2 separate regions of the Homo sapiens genome follow, and region 2 is linked to region 1. A link is an interaction called in ENCODE POLR2A ChIA-PET data of the cell type or tissue named here. Cell type or tissue: endothelial cell of umbilical vein. All regions are shown on one strand. Links, peaks and the distances in the headings refer to the core of each region. The heading gives the core; the rest is flanking DNA.

The links. Peaks named below come from ENCODE experiments on the same cell type or tissue, not always from the same donor. Only the 100,000 strongest peaks of a DNase experiment are listed, where the experiment ranks them.
Region 2: POLR2A ChIA-PET joins it to region 1 with 30 read pairs; 7 of 35 experiments call an interaction of 5 or more read pairs at or near these places.

What each region holds. Positions count from the first base shown.
Region 1 is chr9:109,908,444-109,916,604 of GRCh38, reverse strand. All of the region lies in intron 3 of PALM2AKAP2 (PALM2 and AKAP2 fusion), which reads right to left. Among named protein-coding and RNA genes, the nearest start is that of PALM2AKAP2, 130 kb to the right of the region's middle. In endothelial cell of umbilical vein, for the core only: no CTCF peak of the experiment used is centred there; DNase peaks (open chromatin) are centred at 3,214, 4,254, 5,234 and 5,734; H3K27ac peaks cover 3,837 bases.
Region 2 is chr9:110,025,414-110,031,335 of GRCh38, reverse strand. All of the region lies in intron 7 of PALM2AKAP2 (PALM2 and AKAP2 fusion), which reads right to left. Among named protein-coding and RNA genes, the nearest start is that of C9orf152, 180 kb to the left of the region's middle. RefSeq lists a cis regulatory region at 3,580 and an enhancer at 3,496-3,665. In endothelial cell of umbilical vein, for the core only: no CTCF peak of the experiment used is centred there; DNase peaks (open chromatin) are centred at 1,805, 2,885 and 3,475; H3K27ac peaks cover 3,495 bases.

The DNA.
Region 1 (8,161 bases), core at 2,288-6,287:
AAAATGAGCCAGGCAGAGGAGACAGCATGGGCCAAGGCCCAGCATATCACATGTCCCTCCTGTCACTCAGGAGCATGTGGCCTTGTGTGGCCTTTTTGGGTCACAGCCTGCGCTGCCCTCCAGCTTCATAGCTCAGCACGGTGCCTTGGATAGGTTCTCGCCGTTTCCGTCCCCACTCCCAATGGCTCACTCATGCTCTCCTTCTGCTTCACTTGCCTGGCTCTCAAATACCTGGCCTTCAAGGCTCTGCTGAGAGCCTACCTTCCTGCAAGGCCCAAACAAAGAGAAGGGAAGACAGAGCATGCTGGCTGCTGGGGACCCGTGCCATTCAATCTCCAGTTCCTGCTTCCCAGATCCTCAGCTACTCCTTTGCCCTTCTTACTTACAAAAGCCAATACATTGGGAGGCCAAGGTGGGTGGATCACTTGAGGTCAGGAGTTTCAGACCAGCCTGTCCAATGTGGTGAAACTCCGTCTCTACTAAAAATACAAAAATTAGCTGGGCATGGTGGCAGGTGCCTATAATCCCAGCTACATGGGAGGCTGAGGCAGGAGAATCGCTTGAACCTGGGAGGCAGAGGTTGCAGTGAGCCGAGATCATGCCATTTCACTCTAGCCTGGGCGACAGTGCAAGATTCCATCTCAAAAAAAAAAAGCAAGCCAATATATTTTCCCTTTGCCTGGGTGTTGGTCAGTTGAATCCAAAGGAGCACAGACAAATACAACTTGGTTTTTAATTGTTTTACTGTTTGGAGAGGGTCTTGTCTGTGAACTCAGGTGGGCTTCATTTTTCCTTCCCCATCAATGATGATAATAATTATTATAATACTAACAATTCTAATATTGTTTTTGCTAGATACAGTAATATATGTAACAATAATAATCATAAGGATTAGGATTATTGAGTGCTTACTGTGTGCTTGGAACTGTTATGAGTGTTTTACGTACATTATAATACTTAATCTTCACAATATCCCATGAAGTAAAAAAATCTGCAACTCCCATGACACAGATGGATGGATACACAGAAAGAGCACTGACTTGTCCAGGGTTGCAGAGATGATGTGCAGCCAGAATTTGGACCCTGGTGGTCTGGCTGGGGAACCAGTACCCTTTGCCCCTATCCTTGACATCCTCCCATGACCACTTGCCCTTTTACCTTCATTCCCTAAAGAATGCACATTGCAACACAATATATATTTTTCAAGCTCACAGAAGCACAGGTCAGACTGGGAGTAGAAGCCATTGAACTTAATTGCTCTCCAGAAACATGAAGTCCTTGAACTGTCCTCCACCCAACGATTATTTCACACCTTCTTGAACTTCTCCACACATGGGGAGCTCACCACCTCCCATGGCAAGCCAATCCCTCTTGGGACACTTAGGCCCATCGTAATGCCCACTCACAGATTTAAGCAATGTATCCCTCCCTATATCTTTCATTATCTGAGTTCCATCCCTTGAAAGGGCAGAGATCAAGTTTAGTAAACATCATGAATTATAAAGGCTCCACTCTGGGAAATGGGAAGATCTGGGGCAAACAAAACTTATTTTCCATGGTGGAGTACAGATACAAAGAGGTCCAGCAGTAGGAGGTGGTAGAAAGAGCAGAAAAGGAAAGGAGTAGAAAAACCAAGGGGAAAGAGGACTCCTGGGACCCTTCATGCAGTGAACTCAGCACCAACTAAAAGAGGAGGCAAGAGAAGCAGTAAAGAAGTGCTCACAAAATTCTCAGGACCCTATGAACACTTCTGAAAAAGGCTTACGCAAGACCAGCATATTCCTGACGATGGGCTGAGCCTTTATGAAATAACTCACTATTGAGAGACATAGACTAGGGTTACGCCCTACCCTATAGCCAAACACATTGCTACTCAGTTGACATGGGTTTGAATCTCAGTAACTACTCTCCGAATAAAAGGAGATGCTGACCAACTGGCTTAAGGTGCTTAATTCAGACCTGTTCTCTTCTCTGGAACTGCAGTTTCATAGTTGAGCAGTCAAGTGGGGTGCCTGTCTGGCCAACCTGCCAAAACAAGAACCTCAGAAGAAGTGTTTGCTGCTCAGAGGAGAGGAAAGCTGCCCACATGTTTATGAATTCAGCACAAGTAAAAGTGGAAAGGGGACTGCTAAGTTGCTCAATTTCCATCCTCCCCTTCTCTCAAAGCAATGTCATTCCTGTGGCTGAGCTGGGCATATGGCCACACAGAGTAAAGGCCACATCTCTCAGCATCCTTTGTAGCCACATGCTCTGGCCAAAGGCATGTAAGTGAAAGTGCTATATGTCAGCTCCTAGAATCTTCTTTAGCCCTTTCTTCTCCAGTTCTTTCTTCATCCTTTGCCTGAAATGCACATGTATGCAGCTGAGGCACAAACTGCCATCTTGGTCACTGTTGACAAGGATCAGTCTTTAGGGTTAAAGTGGAACAGGTCTGGGTCCCTAAGGAATTCACAGGGCACAGCCACCAAACAGCTCTTAACTGCATGCCTGTGGATGTTTACATAACTGCAGACCTGTGGATTTTTATTGAAGGGAGAAATAAGCATCTTGGCCGGGCGCGGTGGTTCACGCCTGTAATCCCAGCATTTTGGGAGGCCGAGGTGGGTGGATCACGAGGTCAGGAGATCAAGACCATCCTGGCTAACATGGTGAAACCCCATCTCTACTAAAAATACAAAAAATTAGCTGGGCGTAGTGGCGGGCGCCTGTAGTCCCAGCAACTCGGGAGGCTGAGGCAGGAGAATGGCATGAACCCAGGAGGCGGAGCTTGCAGTGAGCCGAGATTGCGCCACTGCACTCCAGCCTGGGCAACAGAGCCAGACTCCGTCTCAAAAAAAAAAAAAAAAAAAGAAATAAGCATCTTGTTTAAGCCACTGTTATTGTGGGTCTCTGTTCCTTGCATCCACATGGAATCCTAATTAATACAAGACACTTACCACATATTGTTGAATTTGAAGGAATGCTCTTAGAATTGTGCTGAGAATTAGGGATCACAGCTAATCAGAGCTTAGAGTCTTATCCATGACTCAGCAGCAGAAGAAAAAAAAATGAGCAATTGCAAGGTTGTGAATTCATTACTGCTAATCAACGCCTGTAAATGGGGTTGGCTGGAACTGTGCTTTGCCCCCCTTCTACTCCCCAAATCTCTGCCACATCCAAAGTCTCAGCAGAGAAGTTTCTACTCCTTGCACAATTATAATCACCCATGTCTTAGCATCTCTTTGGTGCGCTATTTGTGTCCGTCTGGCTTCCTGCCAGAGCCTTTGCCAGCTGAATTATATCAGAAAGAGCCAAGACATGCCTAAGTATACATTTTAAACACCTTTCCAGCCTTGCAGTGCAGCGAGCTGATCGCTCCTATAAATAAGACTTAACAACATAGAGCTCACCCATGACCTTGAAGTTTCAGTTATGTGGTGGGAAGAGAAGACTGATCACATGTGGTTCAGAAGTGAGTGTGGGGACAGGGGCTAAGGTGGCAGGCAGCTGAAAATTTTGCCTGCCCAGGGTCCCTCTGCCCTTTTCTTTTAGGAACAACATCCAGCTCCTCCACTGGGAAAAAAGTCTCTCTAGGGTTCCTTGTAGATTTGGTGAAACTATTGGTCAGAAGGCTCACATCCCTGGCCAAGGAGTAGAAACATATCTAAGCTAGGCCAACTGAACTCTTGCCCAAAGATCTTTGTCTTGAGAGAAGTGACTCAAAGAATAAAAACTAATCGGGGGTGAATTCGTCCCATGGTAAAACTCTGAAGAGACCACTTCATTAGTTCCTGCTGCCTGGAATTCCAGATCTGTCTGAGATGTGATTATCTGACCCCTTCTTCCATCCTAAGAATATTTAACCTCATCGATCTATCTATCTTATCTGTCTGTCTGTCTGTCTATCTATCTATCTATCTAATCTAGCTCTCTAGCAATCTATCTGTCCTATCTATCATCTATCTTAATACCTCCATTTCAATATTCTAGGTAGAACACTGGGAAGAATATTGTTTTCATGCAAATCAATGCTACAAAATTCATTTTCCACATTTCAGGAAGACAGCGCATTTGTTTCTATGGCACTCCACAAATATTTATCCTTTGTGACTCAATTTGTAAGGAAACAGCTTCCTTTTATTTAGATGAGTCTATCTGGAGTCACGGCAGATCATTTGGTATTTTAATATGAAAACATGTTAATGGCCCTTAAGTAAACAGAGGATTTCCACTTTTCCTTATGAAAGAACAGGGCCTTCCTTGACTGTAAGGTGTCAGTGGAAACTCAAGCCCATTTCCTCCTCTTTTTTTTTTTTCCTCACGTCATCCCTGAGACAGAAATATGGCAGAGAAGACAAGGGTCCCTTTAAGAATTCCAAAGGTCCAGCTCACATCCTTTCCTGGTGGCTCCCTCTCACCTCCTTCCCAAACCCCATCAAACTTCTTCGGCTGGAAGTTCACACCCTCCATGTTCTGCTCCCACCCCTTTCCAGCCTTATGCCTTCCTGTCTTCAGCCAAGACCTCAAACTGCTCCTGACAAAGCCAGGAAGGACTCCCCACTCTCAACTCCATTGTCTGAAAACAGATATCATAATAAAAGCCCAAATCAAATTACATCTCTTTAGGAATGTTTTCCATAATTCCCCCAGCCCCCCAACCCAGCCTGGTATGTTCATTCATTCTGATTCTCCACAGCATTTCTAACTTTTGGTACACTCTGCCTTGTATTAGAGTGTTAAAAATATATTTATCCTTCCCAACCCTATCTATACCTTCTCCCAAGTGCAGGCTTATTAAGAGATAGGACTATATATTTTGTGTTACTGTACCTCACATTCTTCCCTGTACATACAGATGCTCAATAAATATTTGTTGAGTGCATAAAAAGCAAAGCTACCCAAGAACATGCTTCTAAAGGATTCTATAGTGAATGTAACTTGGAGATGGTGATAGTAAATGTAATTTTTAAAATCTTGGCTTGGTTTTTCTACTTTCCCCTCAAATATACAAATTTAGATATTCAGTGAGAAAAAAGAACAATATTGGACTGATTTATATCTTGATCTAAGTATACAGCTGGGACATGGCAGCACTTTTCATTATTGATGGTGATGTAATCATATTGAAGCCCAAATACAAATAAATGAAAATTTCTCTCTCCATAAGTGTGCTTCAGCCCATGGAGACACCAGCTTTTCTCTCCTTTTCATGTGTATTTACTCCATCTGGAATCACATGACTCACACTATCAGAATCTGTGCAAGTGGATTTCCGTGTAGGAAATCATTTCCAGGCTTGAGCTGAGCACTGATTTCTTTGTTGTGATTCTTATTTGAGTCTGTTTCATCAGAAATAAAGAGTTTTGATTACAGGAAAGTGAGATTATTTCATTTCAAAGCAGTACTTTTCTCAATAGCTTAAACCCCCTCCTTTTCCCCCTAAAAATGTCCCTTTTTTCTAGGAAGAGAAAAAGTCCCATCCAGCCACACCTTCTGACCTCCAGCCTCTGACTCAGACTGTCTGTTGAAGGCCAGCGCCTCCACCCCTGCACCTGAGCTTGTGCAGACTGATCTGGGAGGATACCCCATTAACTATCCCCTCTCCCCTGTGTCTTCACCTCTCTCCAAGATGCCTCCTTCCTGCTAGTCAATAAACAAGAATTATCTCTTTCCATACTAAAAATAAGTGAACTTCTCTTGACCCTGCATCCTGTTCTAGTTGCTGCTGAATCCCTCTTCCAGACTTCCCCAAGGCCAGTCATCTCTTACTGCCTCAACATCCTCACATCCTGACCCCTCCTCAGCCTCAGTCCCTCTGCACTCACCGCCCTGCTGCGTCTGCTCCTAGTCAAGTCCATGCCTCAGCCTCAGTCCCTCTGCCCTCACCGCCCTGCTGCATCTGCTTTTAGTCAAGTCCATGCCTCAGCCTCAGTCCCTCTGCCCTCATGCCCTGCTGCGTCTGCTCCTAGTCAAGTCCATGACTGCCACGTCCAGCGGACCCTCTTTGGTGTGGATCTGTTTGACTTCTTCGTTTTTAAAAACATATTTGATCACTCTTCCTCCATGATGAAGAGACCATGACGCCATGTTCTCCATATGGGCACCTCTTCTCCTACTCTACCACTAAAGGTTTATTTGTTTTATTGTTCTTATTGATTAACATTTAATTCTTGGCTACTCATGTCCAGCCTCATGCTTTAATTCCTACCGAACATGCTTAAATCTATCCAAACTATATCTTCAGCATCTCTCCTGAACTCCAGCCTTTATGTACAATTGTATTTTGAATGTCTCCACCCGGATGGTCCACATACACAACATATACAGGACCAAACTCATCTTTCTCCATAGAGCTGCTCCTCCCTATTCTCTAGCTCAGATGCTGGTACCACCGTTAATCCATTCTACTTAGGAGGGAAACCTAGATGTTGTCTTCACCTCTGGCTTGACCCTCGCTTACTATCATCACGTACATGTATCTTATTAGTCACCAGGTCAACTAAGTGTCTTATTAGCCACCAAGCCAATTTGCCCCACAAATCTCTTTTCATAGCTGCTTCTCTTCAGCCCTAGTATAGGCTCTCTCCTAAATGCCTGCAACAACCTTCTAACCAATCTCTCTGCTTCTATGCAGCCCCATCACCCTAAAATCCAGAATGTGCCTAGACACACCACAATAGCACTCCCCTGCTGAAAACCCCTCATGGGCTCTCTGCTAAAGCTCATGGATATGACACACTCCCAGCCTCTCATTTACCTGCAGAAATGAAGATTTCCTTGTTTGGCTCAATGACTTTGCTCATACCACCCCTCTGCCTGGATTGCCCTTGTTCTCTCTCTTCCCCTTCCCATGGGTAATTACTACTCATTTTTAAAGCATCTGCTCAGGTATCATCTCTTTATGGAAGTCTTCTTTGGACTTTTCCCATGAAGGTGCTCTTCTTCTTTGCTGCCATATCTCATGGACATATTTCTACCACCAACTTTATCCCACTGTATTTTAATCACTCATTCATGGATTTTGGGCTCCCTTCCCTAACTCCAGTTTACAAACCTCTAGAGGATAATTACCATCACTTTTTCATCTTCCTTTGATGATGGCTTCTAGCATCTAGCTGGCCTGTATCTAGCAAGGAACCTGCCTCATTGAAAGTTCTCAGTAAGTGTTGGTTGAGTAAATGACTGTCTCAATGAACACATAAATTGTTTCTCAACTGGAAGTAGCCTCAAGCAGACCTTCCGGCTCAGTTCTTTCAGTCAAAAATGAATCTTAAAAGAACAAATTCAAATTAACATCAATCCTGGACTTAGTAAAAACAACAGATTAAAAAGAAACTGGTCTTATTTGCTTTCTCTGAAGCAGGAGGATGCAGAAGGTAACTGCTGTGTGGCTCTGTACTCTTTACCCCAAGTTCCCCAAATATACAATTTCATCTAACCCCAGGTGTGTGTGTGTGTGTGTGCGTGCGCGCGTGTGTAATGTACTATTCTTATCTACTATGAGGTACTCTTATTTATTCTCACCTAAATAAAACCATAAGTAGAAGATGCACAGATATGTAGGAATTGGGCCAGAATGATGGACAGTCTCAGCATTTACTTCATTTTGCCCTGTGACGCTCTCTGAGTTCACCCCTTCATGCAGGAAGCATCTGGGCTTTCATACCAGATTGTGAAAATTGTTTATGTGGTGCATTCCTCTCTTCCAAATCCCTGTTTACTCATTGTGCCTAAATCCAGCGCTCTGTGATAGCTTTCCTGCTGAGTTAGATTTTCCCATCGGCCTCTGTGTGTGTGTGTGTGTGTGTGTGTGTGTGCACACGCATCCATACAGCCTCAGCCACATCTTTCACAAATGCCCAAACTGGGAATAATCACCATATTTTTGCCTGTTGTCCATATTGGAGGTTACTCTGGAGAGACTGGTAGTGTTTTCAAGACGCATGAGTTAGTATCTCAATGAGTCATTCATTGAAAAAAAATTAACGTCAAACAACAGGGGTAAAATAGTTCACATTTACTGAGCATTTACTGTAATAGACAATGCCAGATGATATGCTAAATGGTTTGTAAGCATTATTCAATTCTTTGCACTTGGTAAAATATCTACTACTGTTATTCGCACTTGACAGATGAAGAACTTGAGGTTGAGAGAGTTCAAGCAACTTATGACCTTCCACCA
Region 2 (5,922 bases), core at 1,191-5,190, 120 kb before region 1:
CAACATGGTGAAACCCTGTCTCTACTAAAAATACAAAAATTAGCCAGGCCTGGTGGCGCACACCTGTAATCCCAGCTACCAGGGAGGCTAGAGGCTAAGGCACAAGAAATACTTGAACCTGGGAGGTGGAGGTTGCAGTGAGCCAAGATGGCGCCACTGCACTCCAGCCTGGGCAACAAGGTGAGACCCTGTCTCAAAAAACAATAACAGAAACAATAATAAACCTCACAATCTGTGAGCAGATGGAAAATATGATGACAAATCCAATACCCTACCCTCTAGCCCAGATCCCTTTGGGAGACGGAGTGGGAACTGCAGCTGCTGGTACCTTTTTCTTTTCAGAAACAGACATAAAAATTCTGAGATAAAATAAATGTCACATCTCCACTGACTAATTTCTGAGGAAGAAGTAGTTGTTGCAATGATAGTAAGCATAAGTGACCTCGAAACAGACCAGCTCGTGGTATGCAGACCTACCAGTGGCCTGCTCTGCTAGGCAATGAATCAAGCATCTTGTATGAGCATGTCATCTTTTTACATACAATTTACATGATGTCATGATTTTTACCAAGTGTATTTTTTACTACTAAGTTTTCACTACAATAAAAAGGGCAAGGGGGCAGGCCACTAGAGAATGGGTAGGAGAAAGAGATGGGAAAGGCATTGGATAATTTATCGAGATAGGAGCACTAGATGCTCACTTCAACAATCTTCAGTATTCATATGATACAGAAAGATCATTCTTCCCATTGTTAGGGCTCAGAAACCTATATCCCCAAATATGATGCTTTGATATTCTGAACCTGAAGAAGGCTCAAGGTCTCTCTGACCTCCCCTCACTCCTGTCTCTCAATCTTCTGTCTCTCCCCTACGCACAGGATGAAATGGTTCTGTGAAGTTCCCTTATCTACCTAAAATCTTACCCTCCAGAGAAGAAAACAATTACTTCTGGTCTCTTCCTTGAGTTGCCATTAGCAACTCATATAGCAGGAAGAAAGACTGAATGAAGTCTGTCAACACATCTGAACAGACTTCTGTCACAAATTGTTGTCTGTTCTGTGGGCCCAACAGACTTTGTCCCAGGTCACTGTTGGTTCTTCAAGTAAAAATCATTTACTGCCCTTCCCCCCACTTCCTATCTCCACACTTCCTATCTCCGTTTCCTCTAAGAAGAAGGGTATATAACCATCTGTACCCCATTGTGTGTAATTTTCTCTCTTTGCACATTAGTAAACTTCTATGCCATTTCTCCCGTTAATCTGTCTAGTGTCAATTGATTTTTCAACGAAATTTCAGAGGGCAAAGGGAAAGTTTTCCCTTGGCCCCTACTCTATGAATCCAACAACTTTTCCTGATAACTACAATCTTGATTTATGAGACCTCTCTGATACCTGACCAGTTGCAGAAGGACAAGGCTTATCGTAAGTGGCCACATGAGTTCTACCCAGGATTTCAGAAATAATTTGCAATCATTCCAAACCCTCAGGGACATGAATGGTAATTTATTCAGACATTAACTGGAGAGACAAACTGGTTCCCTGCCTAAATGGGAACCAGGTTGGCTACCTTCCAGTCGCACTAAAGACCAATAGTTTCTGTCACTGGGTTCTGTGTTTGGTTTGCGTGGCTTGGTTCTTTCACAAGTCATAGACTTTGGTACTTGCAAATGAGCCTTGTTGCAAAACTAGCTTGATTGGGACAGATTATTCTTAAGAAATGAGGCTTATCTGCAGACAGGCTCTGACATACTGAACAGCAACACGTGACAGTTTCTAGAGCTTTAGCATCATTAGTCATTCTCACTGCTGGAATGTTCAAAATGTGCATAGAAGGAAACAGACAGATGTCCTCAGGAAGCATTTGTGAATGTGTCAGAACTTTTGCTGGGAATATCCATGCCCATGTCATGTATTTTAGGGTGACCACTCAGAGATAGGGGATTTTACCAAGTAGGAGTTGATAAAAGCACAAGAGTATTTCATCAACATTTTAAAAATTGGGATGATGAAGCTATCTGCAGAAAATGAAATTAGGCTAACACTGATATCCCAACTAAAAAGAAGATCCTAGAATAAGGCTTCCAAAAAGTCATGATATACCCAGATTGAGGTAAAGGGTTTTTGTTGTTGCTGTTGTTCAAAAGAAAAAACAATCAAACAAACAAATAGAGGGTAGTGTTTCTCATAGTTTCACTTCATAGAGAAACCAATGAGGTACAAATCTTGGCATGGATCAGATTTGGATTCCTAGCAAAGAAGCATATCAAGGGATGTCCCTTGATAGGTTATCAGCATATTACAAGTCCTTAAAATATACATCTGTCTGGTTTAAAGCTTAATAAAATACATTGTCATGTTTAAAATGAAAAAAGTCTTTTTTTTTTTTTTTCAAAAAGAACCCAAAACCACAAATAATCCCAAAGGACAATAATCAAAACACATTACGCGGTTCCCTTCATTTCCTTTGCAACACTCCTCTTGCCTAGGGCCACTGGACTTGGCAAATAAAAATACAGAACACCCAGTAAAATCTGAATTTTAGGTAAACAACAAATAATTTTTTAATATAAGTATGTCCCATGCAATTTAATTCAAATCGAACTGGACATCTAATATTTTATCTGGCTAAGCTACCCTTGCCCTGTCATTGGAGCTCCCCTGCTTTAGCTAATTAAAAAAAAATAAACCTGCACTTATTAAAACCCAAACAGAGAGGCTACAAAGTGTCCTTCCATCTGGGTTCAAAGCTTGGCTCCACCACACACTCACTTTGAGATCTTGGGTAAGTTACTTTACTGTGCCACAGCCACCACATCTGTAGAATGGGATTAATAACAGTTTCTCCTTAGCAGAGTCATCTGGAGGATTACACGAGATGGTGTATGTGTAGCACAGTACTCAGCTCAAAGCAAACGTTCAACCCATGTTAGCTATTATTGTTGGCAAGAGAACACAGCGAAGAAATAAAACGGCAAAGAAGAAGGTACCTGAGATTATTCACTTGCCACGAATATTCCTTATCTACACATAGATTATTGAAAGCTGTCAATGGTTGTGACTTCATTTCTTTCACATTTATTTTATTTGACAAATAGGGAGTAGCACACAGGAACAATAAATAACCATTAATAATATAGTTTATTACAGTTTACAACAGAGCTCTTCATATTCATTTTAAAGAAAATTCAAGACAATGATTCTCAAAGACATGTATTATAAAAACTGACCCATATAGTACCGATATGCCTCCTACTCACCAATGCCAAACCCCCTCTGAGATCCACTACCCTGAATAGTTTCAAGGATTTTTAAAAAATCTTCGAAAATATTTCCTTTGGCAAGGAACCAAATTTAGAGCGATCTTTATGTATATACACAATGTAGAAAGGTTTTCTGTCCCAAATGTCTCTTTTTTGTCCAGAGTCCCTGCACAAAACAATCCTTTCAATGTCGTCATCATCAAATACAAAGGGCAACCGGCTGGACACCACTGGCAACAAAAGGCCTTCAGCAGAATGTTTTTTTAAAAGCAAAGGCCAAAGAAAGCTGTAACCTGTGGCCTCTATTCACCACCGGAAGAGTCTAAATGCTTTTCCTCTTTTGTAATAGAGAACATCTGCTCTTCTAGGAGGATAATCTGTCTTCCAACAAGTTTTACGTGTAGAGAAGCAACATCCTTTTTTAAATGTGGCTTTCCCATGTCCTTGAATAGAAATGTACCCTTTTCAAACGGTTTTACAGCCAGAATCTCTAGTTTGCCTAAGGGCTACCAACCTTGTTTCTTGTTCAAGCATAAATGAGAAATATTGAACATGTAAATAAGAATACCAGACTTCATTCTGAGGAAAATTCTGCTGTGCTAAAATTTTTTGTATTCTTTTTTGCAAACACTTAGTTTTTAGTCTTAGTATATATGGACAAGAGGGCAAGATAAAGAGAGCATCTACGATTTAGTTGGTGTATTTGATGGAAATGACAGCCAAATCACAAAATTTTTATCCTAGAGATACTTCTTTAACATGGATTACTTGATGTCATTTTATCCAGTCGTTGGATAAACAAAATTCAAGAAAATGATGCACAGCCAAGCAGGTGTGATTTGGGACTTGCAGCAAGGCACCAGCTGGATAAGGCCAAGACATTTCCAGTATGAGGGTCCTGGACAGTTCACGCCACAGAAGAAAGGAACTTTTGTAACCAGCAATATCTTTAAAAATCTAGCTTGTAGCAGCTTCCTACTTTATTTCTGAGGGGTAGCCATCTTACTGGCTTTTCTGTTTTTGTTTTTGTTTTTGAGACTGCATCTCGCTCTATTACCCAGGCTGGAGTGCAGTGGCGCGATCTCGGCTCACTGCAACCTCTACCTCCTGGGTTCAAGCGATTCTCGTGCCTCAGCCTCCAGAGTGGCTGAGATTACAGGTGTGTGCCACCACACCCAGCTAATTTTTGTATTTTTAGTAGAGACGGGGTTTCACCATTTGGCAAGGCTGGTCTTGAATTCCTGACCTCAAGTGATCCACCTGCCTTGGCCTCCCAAAGTGCTGGGATTACAGTAGTGAGCCACCACGCCTGGCCTTACTGGCTTTTTACTATTAACATAATGTATTAAAAATCCCTTTGAGAAGGCAATTAAATAGTAATACATTTTAGGTGTAAAATGCAACATTTAGGTGGTTGACAGGAGCTGGAGTAGGAGAGAATGGGGGGCTGGTATTTAATGGGTAGAGAGTTTTGGTTGAAGAAGATGTTGAAAAAGTTCTGGAGAAGGATGGATGACGATGATGGTTACAGAACACTTTGAATGTACCTAACGCCACAGACGGGTACCCTTTAAAAGTGCTTAAAATGGTAAATGTTATATCTGTTTTACCACAATAAAAAATAGCATTGATTAGGCTAATAAAAAAATTAAAGAAAAAAGGCTAAGATGTGAAGGGAAAATAGAAAAGAGAGATAATCGCTGGGTGTGATGGCTTACACCTGTAATCTCACACTTTGGGAGGCTGAGGAACGAGGATCACTTGAGCACAGGAGTTTAAGATTGGCCTGGGCAACATAGGGAGTCCTCCTTCTCTACAAAAAATAAAAATTTAGCCAAGTGTGGTGCTGCACGCCTATAGTCCCAGCTACACAGGAGGCTAAGGTAGGAGGATTGCTTGGGCCTGGGAGGTTGAGGCTGCAGTAAGCCATGATCACACTGTGCTCCAGCCTGGGTGACATAGCGAGACCCTGTCTAAAAGAAAGAAAGAAATAAATAAAAGAGTGAGAGAAAGAAAAGAAATAGAAAGAAGAGAGATTGATGCAACCCCTGCAGAGGGACGTAGTGGTGGAGAGGGCAGTGATCTTAAAGGGGAAGTGTGAGTTGAGTGCACCCTCCTGCCACAGTCAAGAAGAGGGTCCCTCACTCAGAAAACACTGACTGGGCAGCTGCAATGAGAGAGTGCTTCAATTTAATAATTGAACAAACTATGGCAAAAAAGGAAATCAAGCCATTAAAAATTAACTGCATACAAATAGCCAATAAGCACATGAAAATAACTCAGTGTCGTTAGCCACCAGGAGAATGCAAACCAAAACCACAATGACATACGACTCCACACCCACTAGGATGGTTATAATCAAAAGATGGACAGTAGTAAGTGTTGGCTAGGATGTAGAAAACTTGGAAGCCTCATTCATTGTTGGTGAGGTGTAAAGTGGTGTAGATGCTTTGGAAAAGAGTCTGACAGCTTTTTAAAAAGTTAAACCCAGATTTACCATATGACCCAGCAATTCTACTCCTAGGTACAATCCCAAGACAAAGGAAGACCTACGTCCACACAAAGGCTTACATGTGACTATCCAAAGCAGCAACTATTCATAGCAAGAATACTTACTGCCAGAAGGTAGAAACAACCTCAAAATCCATCAACTTGTGAAGGAA